Regions from separate parts of the Homo sapiens genome. Here regions 2 and 3 are each linked to region 1. A link is a contact called in ENCODE Hi-C or POLR2A ChIA-PET data. All regions are on one chromosome and are shown on one strand. The core of a region is the stretch at or near the end of the contact, and the rest is flanking DNA. Distances in the headings are between cores, read along the strand shown. Region 1 holds the start of TLK1 (tousled like kinase 1). Region 2 overlaps GORASP2 (golgi reassembly stacking protein 2). Region 3 overlaps METTL8 (methyltransferase 8, tRNA N3-cytidine).

Region 1 (3,157 bases), core at 326-2,825:
CTCCCGGGTTCAAGCGATTCTCCTGCCTCAGCCTCCCGAGTAGCTGGGACTTCAGGCGCGTGCCGCTACACCCGGCTAATTTTTGTATTTTAAGTAGAGATGGGGTTTCACCATGTTGGCCAGGCTGGTCTCAAACTCCTGACCTCGTGATCCGCCCACCTCGGCCTCCCAAAGTGCTGGGGTTACAGGCGTGAGCCACCGCACCTGGCCAATAATTGTACACTTTAAATATGTGCAGTTTATTTTGTCAATTATACCTCAATAAAGTTGTTTGTGAGATGTCCCTCTTAAGTTTGAAAAGCAGACAAGACTAAAAACTCACTGAAGTATCTAAAGCACAAGGCAACTACAATTACTTCTGGAGATAACTGACAATCAAGGTTCTTTTCTAGTATGATAGTTTATCTGAACAAAACATTACTATGAGAAATGCGAAGTCATAAAAATAAAAAATAGAAACGACATTTTTGTCCCCCTGGTAATCATGCCATTTCCTCTTGTCTGTGCAGTAGCGCTATATCATAATCTTTTTAGTGCTCTATTCAATTTGGTTTTCTAAAGAGAGAAATAACCTTGTTGTACTTTTCCTGAACTAGAGTGCTCTTTTATGTACAAGAAGCCCAATCCCTGGTGTGAGTATACTTGTGTGGGTCTGTAGAAAGCTACACTCTATCTATAAATTTTAGCAAATGCTGTTATTTATTTTGGGATTTTTGTAGTCGGGACTCAGCGGAGACACTAGAAACAAATTATAAGTTTCTAGAAACCATACCTTCTGCAAGATGAACGCTGTATAGTTTTCCTAAATATGTGATTCAGTAATCACATTTTTCATTTAGATTTTCCACTTACTGTTTTAAAACAAAGAATTGCTATACCATACAGTCTACAAAACTGGTAATTTTCAATTTCCTCATTAAAGATTCTTCACTCTTTTTTAGAAAACACGAGAAAGTTTTATTTCCCAACTCTCCCACTACCCATGTTTATTTTCATAGCTCTTTTATTCGGTCATTATTCCCATTCTGCAGACGGGGAGGCGCACATACGTTTTTCTGCACAGTACAGAGGGGCAAGAAAGAAGGAACTCTCAACTTTTCAGTTCCATTTTGAGAAACGATCACATTGAACTCCCGAGAAGCGGCAGCTGAGCGAGAGCAGCAGCATTTCTCCCCGTGTTGGGTGTGGGTCAGGAGAGAGGCGCGCTTCCGCGGGAGACAGGGGGAGTCAGGTGGCAGCGGCGCTGGAGCCCGAGCGGCGCGGCGGGGGCGCGCCTCCCTCCGGCCGGCGCGGGGACGCTGCCCCCGCGCACGCGAGTCCGGCAACCCCGGGCTCCCGCGCCGCGCGGCGATCCGCGGGTGCGGCAGGGGCGCCCCGGCGCTCTAGTCTCTTCCCTCGCGCGCTCGCTCCTTCCCCATGCCCCCACCCCCCAGCCCCTGGCAGGTCCCTCCCCCAAGCCTGCTCCCGCGGCCGCCGCTGCCGCCGCCGCCGCCGCCGCCGCTACCGGAGGCGCAGGAGCCTCGCGATAGTGTTTGCACAGGCGGCGCGTGACGCCGCCGCCGCCTGTAACTGATGCAGAGGTTACCCCACCGCCTCAGCCGCCACCCACAGCCCGCCGCCGCCGCCTCCCGGGCGACGCCGGGGGCCGACGCACTGCAGAGGTGCCGGCAGGTTCCGCCCGCGGAAGTGTCCTCGGCCGGCGCAGCCCGCGCTCCGCCCGCGCTCCGACCCCGGCCCGGCTGGCACCCCCTCGACGCCTCCGCCGCCGCGCTCCTTTCCTCCTCCTCTCCTCTGGCGCGCCCGCTCGCTCCCTCGCTTCTCCCCCTTTCCCTCCTCCCTGTCCCCTCTCCTTCCCTCACCTCTTTCCTCCCCACCTCCCCTCTTCTCGGTTTCCTCCCCCATCCCCTTGACTCTCCCCTCCCAGCCCTCGCTCTCTCGCTCGCCCTCAGCGCGGCCCCCGCCATGACGGAGGCGGGTGCCGGTGCCGTTGCCGCCGCTGCCGTCGCAGGGGGGGAGTCGGGTTCCCAGAAAGTAGCTTGATGAGTGTCCAAAGTAGCAGTGGAAGTTTGGAGGGGCCGCCATCTTGGTCCCAGCTCTCCACGTCTCCAACCCCGGGCTCGGCGGCGGCGGCCAGGTCCCTGCTGAATCACACGCCGCCATCCGGGAGGCCCAGGGAAGGTAAGCACCGCCGCGCCCGCGCCCGCTCGCGGGCCTCCTCTCCCGCGCCGCGGACCCCCGCGCCCCCCCCCCGCCCCCCCCGCCCCGGGGCTTCTCCGCCAGACCCTGGGGTGGGGGATGGTGGCGAGGTGGACGCGAGGCCGCCCGGCTCCCCGGCTCTGGGGAGGTAGTGCCCTGGCTGTGGATGGTGGTTCGCGGGTGGCGGAGGAGACGGACGAGGGGGTGCGCGCTGGTGGGGACGGGGCGAGGCGCATAGACTCGCCTGGGGTTCCTGGGAGCCAGTCCTGCGAGGGTGGGAAGCCTCCCCCCAGACGCGAGCCCCTTTCTGCTCCATTTGCCAGTACACTCAGTACTCTTAACCTCCTGGCCTCCGGTCTCTGGTGGGTTTTCCCTCCCGCTGGAGCCTTCGTCCTCGAGCCCCCTCCCCTTCTCCCGCGCACTCCTCCCATAGAGGCGGTCCCCACTTTGCGAGCTTTGCTGCCCGGGACCTGGAGGATGCCCCTCGCTTGCTGGGTTTCTCCTTTGGGGAGAGACGCTGAAATTATCTGGGCAGACTTTGATCCCCTGTGTGGCCCCCTAGAGCAATTTAAACGACAGACTGACTCGTGGGCAGGCTTTTAAAACCGCCCCTCCAGATGGTTGCAACTTTCTCTCCTTCGCCGTTGCTTCCTGCGTGTTTGTGCGTTATATTCTCTGCTGCAAGTAGGCTACTGTTCTTCTGTGACAGGGTCGTGGGTTTTGTGGGAAATATCTGCGTAAAGGTTATTGCAAACACGCACCAAATCGGTTACAATTGTTTTCTAAGTTTTCTGGCTTCTTGCAAGCAAGTGGGCTGCCACCAGATGTAGCAGTTACACAGCTTGTAAGGCACCGGCGTGCTTTTGACTAAAATTTCAACTTGCTGTATCTAAGTATACAACATAAAATGAAATTTGGGAGAAAACACATTTATGGGGAATGAATAAATGTGCATGGAATG
Region 2 (3,157 bases), core at 282-2,781, 210 kb after region 1:
ATGTAGTTTATATGAGGAAGTGCCTCTTGTAATGAATAAATTTTGAATGCCTCGAATAGATCCTATTTCTGGGCATTTACAAACCTGGGCAATGGACAATGATAATTTGATCAAGTATTGCCCCATATAGGCCAGACTCTTGGATGACACATCTATCTTACTTTTCTCAAACTGCAACAAGTTAGAATACTTGTGGCGAAACATTCAGCTGGAGAATCTCAGGTAGTGTGGGTAAAGATACTGTGAGCAAACGGAAGCTTTTCCTGCCTGCAGCAACTAAGTTATCCTTTTCCCAGCATGGGATTAGAACTTTTGAAAACATGTGGAATGTTTCCAAATTCTAGGCTTTTCTATAATTATGGCTTATGCGCAATAATTTCTCAATTAAAAAGAAATGCTGTTAGCTCTTAGGTTAGTAAAGAAAAGGACTATAGTATATATACTATGTTCCCTAGATATGTACTTTAAAAAAATTGGTTTCAATATTCTAGACTAGCTCTTCCCTTTTTTTTAAGAGGAGTCTTAAAATAAACCAGTAATTTCTTTCAAAATAAAAACAATCAATGTCTGCAACATATCTGACTGGTATGTTTAAGCAGTCATAACTTAGTCTAAAAAATGACCTTACCTGCCTTCTCCACCCCATGCAGAATTTGGTGTAATAATCACTTCTCGACAGTTATCAGTGTCTGTGTTGTACACATACAGTTTCAATGGTTTTGCTTCATGTGTTTCGATAAGGCTGAATAGATCTTCAGACTGCAAAAGTGTCACAGGAGAAAATGTTTCACGTTACCATACTTTGGAACAGTGTGTCTCAAACCTGGCTATCAGAATCACCTGAGAAATCTAAGAAAAAAATACAGATTCTGGGCCCTGCCCCAGACATAAAAATCACAAGCAGGTTTAATTCAATATATTAATTCAAGCAAAGCCTACTTACTACATACAAGGCTTTATGGCCAGTTCCTTAAGATCTAGTTGGCACTCTTAGTACAATTCTTTTACACCCGAGTTCTACATATTCTGCTTTTACTTCCCATTATTAAGACCTGGTTGTCTGGGCACCTCATTTCTCACTCTTTTTTTTTTCTTCTTTTTTTGAGACAGGGTCTCTCTAACTGTTGCCTGGGCTAGAGTGCAGTGGCATGATTTTGCCTCACTGCAGCCTCAACCTCTCAGGCTCAAGTGATCCTTCCACCTCAGCCTCCCAGGTAGCTGGGACTATAGGCATGCACCACCATGCCTGGCTAATTTTTGTATTTGTTGTAGAGACAAGGTCTCACTATGCTGCCCAGACTGGTCTCGAACTCCTGAGCTCAAGTAATTCTCCCATCTCGGCCTCCCAAAGTGCTGAGATTATGGGCATGAGCCACTGTGCCCAGCCTTTTCTCTCATTTTTGATTTAGCAATGTATACTTCCGCTAGCTAAGAGACAAGGAAAAGGATGTAATATAGCTGAGCTAATGCTGTCACTGAACAAAAAGGGGAAGAGAAAATGAAATCAATGAACAATTGAAAATGAGAATTTGATTTAGACTTCAGGTATGCAAAGATTTCTGTATATTACACATAAAATCTGTGCAATTGCCGCACAGTATGTGTTTTTCCTCACAGCTATACCTAATAAGACACCTACCAGATGTTCCATTTAACACCCTGAGGCTTAAGTTATTTTTGATCAGCAAAGACTGAAATTTTAACTCTAAATGCAAAGCATGCAAATATCTTTCTCAACTCAAACCTCAATGAGAAAATTTTATATAGTTCTCACTATGAATAAACACACGAATTACCTCATTCATGACTGTATCTGCTCCAATTATATAATCACTGTGTGGTCTAAGACCTGCCAGTGCTGCAGGAGAATTTGATTCCACCTCCTAGAATGACATAAACACACACCCTAAAATTAATATATATAAAATAATCTTCCAAGGTTTATAGTCCAATTTTTAATTATGTTGATTTTTTAAATCTGTATACTTCTGTCTTGCTAGAGATGTGTCAGATGTCAGAAACTACAGAATATATTTTAAACTTCTGAGCATAAAAATTACATAATATTTAACAAATATTTAAAATATTTTTGTAGCTATCTACTCTAACACATCTTATAATGAATAAATCATTAGAAAAAGTTCTTAAACTTGTACATTTGCTTCTCTTCCTCAACTTAAAAAAAAATTGATCCATACTTAAAAAGCAATGAACGCTGATTTTTGGCAAAAATTGCCTATTAATAATATCCTTACAATCTTATTAAGCCAGAAACAACCATTGTTAAAACATCTTTCCACACTGCTTCATGAACCTCCAGTAACAGTTCACAGTTGATACGTACCAGCACATGCCAAACATTTTCATTTGCCCCATCAAAGCTGCAGAAACGAATGCTCACTCCCAATAAGCCCTGGCCGCCCCACAGGTTACTTGGTGTGACTGAGGTCTCTCGCAGTTCCAATGTTTTGCTGCTATAGATAAGCATCTTTACAGGCTTTTCAACGTTTGCTTTCAGCAGATCCTTAAGAGTGTCATTGTCTTTATTCTGTGAACACATAGAAATCACATTCCTTAGTAAATAAAAATTTAATGTTAGCTTAAGCATCCTATGGCCCTATAAGAGTAATATTAATAATCAACATAAATAAAACATTCAACAAAGGTTTCACCAACATTTAAATTTTCTTCTATGTAAAAGAATGTCAAGAAATTAAGAACTCTTACGTTAGCAACAACTTGAAACTGACTTTTTTCTAATAGCTCATTATGGATTATGGAATTTGCAACCCAACATTATTTAGAATGATCTAGGGCTTCAATGTGTAAAAACAAAATATGCCATAAGAAGTCACATTACTAACGAAGTTGTGATGACTTTGATTATAAAAATCTAAAACATTTACTGGGGTTAACGTTTAATTTTGGACTCTATTTCTAAATACATGCTTTATTAAGAGCTGGATAGAAAAGAAAGTAGAAACAGCATATTAAATATTTCATTTCATAAACAAATAAAGGCCAGATGTTGGCCTTTATTTATATGTCAGAGATGTTGTAAGTAATGAACGAAAACTTAAGACTGTTACGAAAAATTAAACCAACCAAGTGGCTACTGTCCTAAGAATTTGCTGAGATTATATAATTTCTTTATCTT
Region 3 (3,157 bases), core at 346-2,845, 160 kb before region 1:
GAAAGACCTATTTGGAATTTTGTCTATAGATGTTAAGAAATCATGAAGCGTTGCAAATGTAACTGCTTGGGTATTAGTTTAAAATATTTGATAACTGCATGAAATTCTAATTTACCCCTCACATCCATAAAGCTAGGACCAGTTGGTTAGGCAGAGTTTGATATTTAAAAATTCATCTTCTGAGAGAGCTGAATTTCAAAAGGACCATTTTCTTTCCAGGAGTAAAAGGTATATTCTTTCATCTTCTTACAGTACAGAAACAATGGAATATATTGTTTAAATGCACCCTTCATTTTTTTCTCCATTTCTAAAAATTCACTTTTGAGCATCGTCCAAATGTAAAAATTCTCACACATGAGGAACTGTTTCCGAAGGTTGTGAGAAAGTCAAGATAACAGTTTCTATTATTAAAAGTTTTGCATTCGGTATGACACATTTGCCTGTATTGAAACACCCATTTAACATTGACTTCTGAGAACTTATTTGCTTTGCCTCTCTCGATTCCATATGCTTTGTCTACAAATTGTGAACACGTCCCGGTTTCTACCCGTGTGTGATTCTAAGTCGTTGCTGTACTCTAGCTTGTACGTGAAAATTCACCCATATGCAGATAGCTGCCCTCTTGGAGGCAAAACTTAAAGCTATCAGAACCATCTGGATTGTTAAACCCCAAAACTTCCAACTCATCAAAGTCCTGAAGCCTGAATAGATCACACATTGTTACTTCTAATTGGTTTTGATGTTTGTTATGCTCCTCACAAGTGCAGATAACTTCACATTTGCATCACTAATCGACCTCTTTCAAAGCCTCTGCTCCTCCTGCTTCCTGCCTCTGTTAGTCATCAGGAGACTTAGTGTTGGCGTGGGTATTTTCCCCGCTTGTGAAAGTGCATTGTCAATTCTAGAGCATTAAATATATGTGAGGTATTGTTATTAATCTACAAGGCAGTACACACAGTATTCCAGCAACAGTGACTTTTTCAAAGGTTTTATGAGACATTGTAAGAAAGACAGTATCTTTCCATGGAAAAAAGTGTTGCCTCAGAGTCAAACAGGAAGCATGGGTCCTAGTTCCTATTGAACTGCTTAGCTACTCTTAATTTAGCTCTGAATGCTAGATTTTGTGTATACTATACACATTATTTAATCCTCAAACTCCTAGGAATTCATTTTGATGATAACCATTTACAGAAGAGATGTTGGGTAACTTGCTCAGGATACCACATCTAGTAAGTAGCAGAGTCACAACTCGGACCCAGAACTCTCTGATTCCAAAACCTCTACTTGCTGCTCTTGTAATGGATGGGCCCAAATGCTGCTGGGAAAGGCACCAGGGAAGAAAGAGCTTTCTGAGTCAAGCAGAAAACGATAGCAGTGGAGAGGAGTTTGTTTCAGACGACCTTCAAGGTTATGGCTCATTCTAGATCCAATCATTCTAGCAAATAAGTAGGTTACACTTGTCCACAATTACAAATTGGAAAAGAAGAGAAGGAAAGGAACTGAGAGGAATGACAAAGCAAAAAGCTTTCAATCAGTTCTTTTCAGCATTCTGCTTCTGCCTAGTTCTGCACTCGCCCCACCCCCTCAGGCTTCAGCCTTCCACTTGGCATCCCTCCTCGCAGAGCACTCTCACTTGCATACTCCTCGCTTAAAGAAAAAAAGCATTCTGTACTGCAGTGGGGAAAAAAAACCCTTAAAATGTCTTCAAAAGGATTCAGCTCTAGGGTAATGTAAAATATGTGAAATCAGGAGGTGTCCATAATAAAATATGAGTGAAAACATCGTTATTTAAAACATTGTATGTACATTAATGCCACATTAATACCAATTCAGGCATGAAATGTTGAGCATTTCTTGGAATACGGTTTCTTGGAATATGGTTGGGGATTTGAGAGGCGCAAAGGTACCCGCAAGATGGCTTTGGTGTAGTTATAAATATAAATAGAAGTAAAATAACAGTTGCATCTTCATTTATAATGAATCTATATTGTGGCCTCAAAGCTACAGAGAAAAGTGGATGCCAAAATCTGTCTTTCATTAACATATGTCTTAAATGACAAGGAAGAGGTGTTGAAGATAAAATTACTTTTTCCTATGAGTATGAATCAGCAACATGCAGTAACAAGCAAGTAATAATAGTTCTGCGTGTGAGTGCCTACAGAGGGTAAGAAAAATAGCATCAGATTGAAAAAGCAAGTGCACCTGCAGAAGGGACCCAGGAGGCTGCAGAGCACAGCTCCCTTGAGCATCATCTCAAAGTGTCTCAGAGCACAGTGACCCTAATTCTGGCAAGTCAGGTTGGCATGAGATGGATGGAGCACACTGAAATCTCCAGATGGTCAGACAGCCCACCCTCAGCTGCCCCTGGAGCTCGGCAAAGGCAAGCTACAAGGCACTGCTACTTGGCCAAGAGTTTAAAACAACAGCTTCTGATTCTACAGTGTCTGTGGTTTCACAACCACTTAACCTTAAGTAAGGAACAGCTAGAGTTAGCTGAATGAATAAATACACGTTAACGTTACATAAAGAGGGAAAAAAAGCAATACTTGAGCACATAGACTTCAAATAGTGTCCAGCTAGCTGTGTCCTTGGCATCCCAGTGATCTGGGTCTTTATCTTTGATTTTCTCCAGCAGGTAGGCACTGAGTAGATCCAGGGCCCAGGGCGGGAAATGCTTCTGTATCAGATGTTACCTATCAAATAAAATGAGCCTTTGATTGCCTCCTAAAGCTCCAGCATCGTCTTTCCTAGTTGGGCTGATGAGGTTTGGTCCAGAAAAATGGAATTTTGTTATGCTTATAAAAATTATTTGGCCAAATATTTTCAATCCATTGCTCCTAGTTCATTGCAGAAAACGCAGAAATTAATTTTTTCCTCAGTTAACCTTTATATATCAAGTGTTGGTTGTTTCAAAAAACACTGGAGGACAGTCACCCTTTGGGCTTTTAAGGCTTTTCCGCTGGAAGCAAGCACTAAACCTGTGTGACTTCCTAAAATTAGCAATGAGCCCGCTGCTGAGTCCACTGCATTAGTGGGGCTTTTTTGTTTTTTGTTTTTAATGCTCTGTACTTAGCACAAGCAACACTATGTAATTGCTGCCTCATTTCTCTCACCTTCTGCCTCCTGAGAGCAACTTGTGTTCCTCCTGAGGCAGTCC

Evidence for each region. Hi-C counts contacts between places; a loop is a spot of excess contacts on that map. ChIA-PET counts read pairs that join two places held with the same protein, here RNA polymerase II (POLR2A). Pooled maps may share reads with other maps.
Region 2: a loop to region 1 is called in a map of endometrial microvascular endothelial cells, with 6 times the contacts of the local background. The contact joins the enhancer-like site here to the promoter of TLK1 in region 1. A Hi-C loop is called at or near these places in 3 of 168 maps with a recorded cell type or tissue (astrocyte of the cerebellum, endometrial microvascular endothelial cells and thyroid gland) and 2 of 50 pooled maps. POLR2A ChIA-PET finds 5 or more read pairs at or near these places in 4 of 52 experiments (A673, WTC11, activated CD4-positive, alpha-beta T cell and 1 more).
Region 3: a loop to region 1 is called in a map of dorsolateral prefrontal cortex, with 12 times the contacts of the local background. The contact joins the enhancer-like site here to the promoter of TLK1 in region 1. A Hi-C loop is called at or near these places in 15 of 168 maps with a recorded cell type or tissue (B cell, CD4-positive, alpha-beta T cell, CD4-positive, alpha-beta memory T cell and 8 more), 37 of 37 single-sample maps with no recorded cell type and 20 of 50 pooled maps. POLR2A ChIA-PET finds 5 or more read pairs at or near these places in 18 of 52 experiments (A673, B cell, CD4-positive, alpha-beta T cell and 13 more).

Annotation. Positions count from the first base shown.
Region 1 is chr2:171,159,311-171,162,467 of GRCh38, reverse strand. It overlaps TLK1 (tousled like kinase 1), which reads left to right and starts at 1,575. Exons shown (of 21, transcript NM_012290.5): 1 at 1,575-2,178. The coding sequence starts at 2,040. RefSeq lists silencers at 985-1,044, 1,175-1,894, 2,165-2,404 and an enhancer at 1,759-2,403.
Region 2 is chr2:170,948,930-170,952,086 of GRCh38, reverse strand. GORASP2 (golgi reassembly stacking protein 2) reads right to left here. Exons shown (of 10, transcript NM_015530.5): 3 at 2,345-2,548; 4 at 1,797-1,883; 5 at 629-759. Among named protein-coding and RNA genes, the nearest start is that of GORASP2, 21 kb to the right of the region's middle. Within about 2 kb of position 1,531, at least 3 of the 41 ENCODE cell types and tissues checked have a DNase peak (open chromatin) inside an H3K27ac peak, as active enhancers do.
Region 3 is chr2:171,316,974-171,320,130 of GRCh38, reverse strand. METTL8 (methyltransferase 8, tRNA N3-cytidine) reads left to right here. Exons shown (of 10, transcript NM_001321154.2): 10 at 1-3,157. Among named protein-coding and RNA genes, the nearest start is that of METTL8, 120 kb to the left of the region's middle. RefSeq lists enhancers at 1-13, 159-981, 1,460-1,559, 2,287-2,346 and silencers at 1,569-1,771, 3,078-3,157. Within about 2 kb of position 1,595, at least 7 of the 41 ENCODE cell types and tissues checked have a DNase peak (open chromatin) inside an H3K27ac peak, as active enhancers do; they include A673, B cell, GM12878 and 2 more, where a contact is called at or near this core.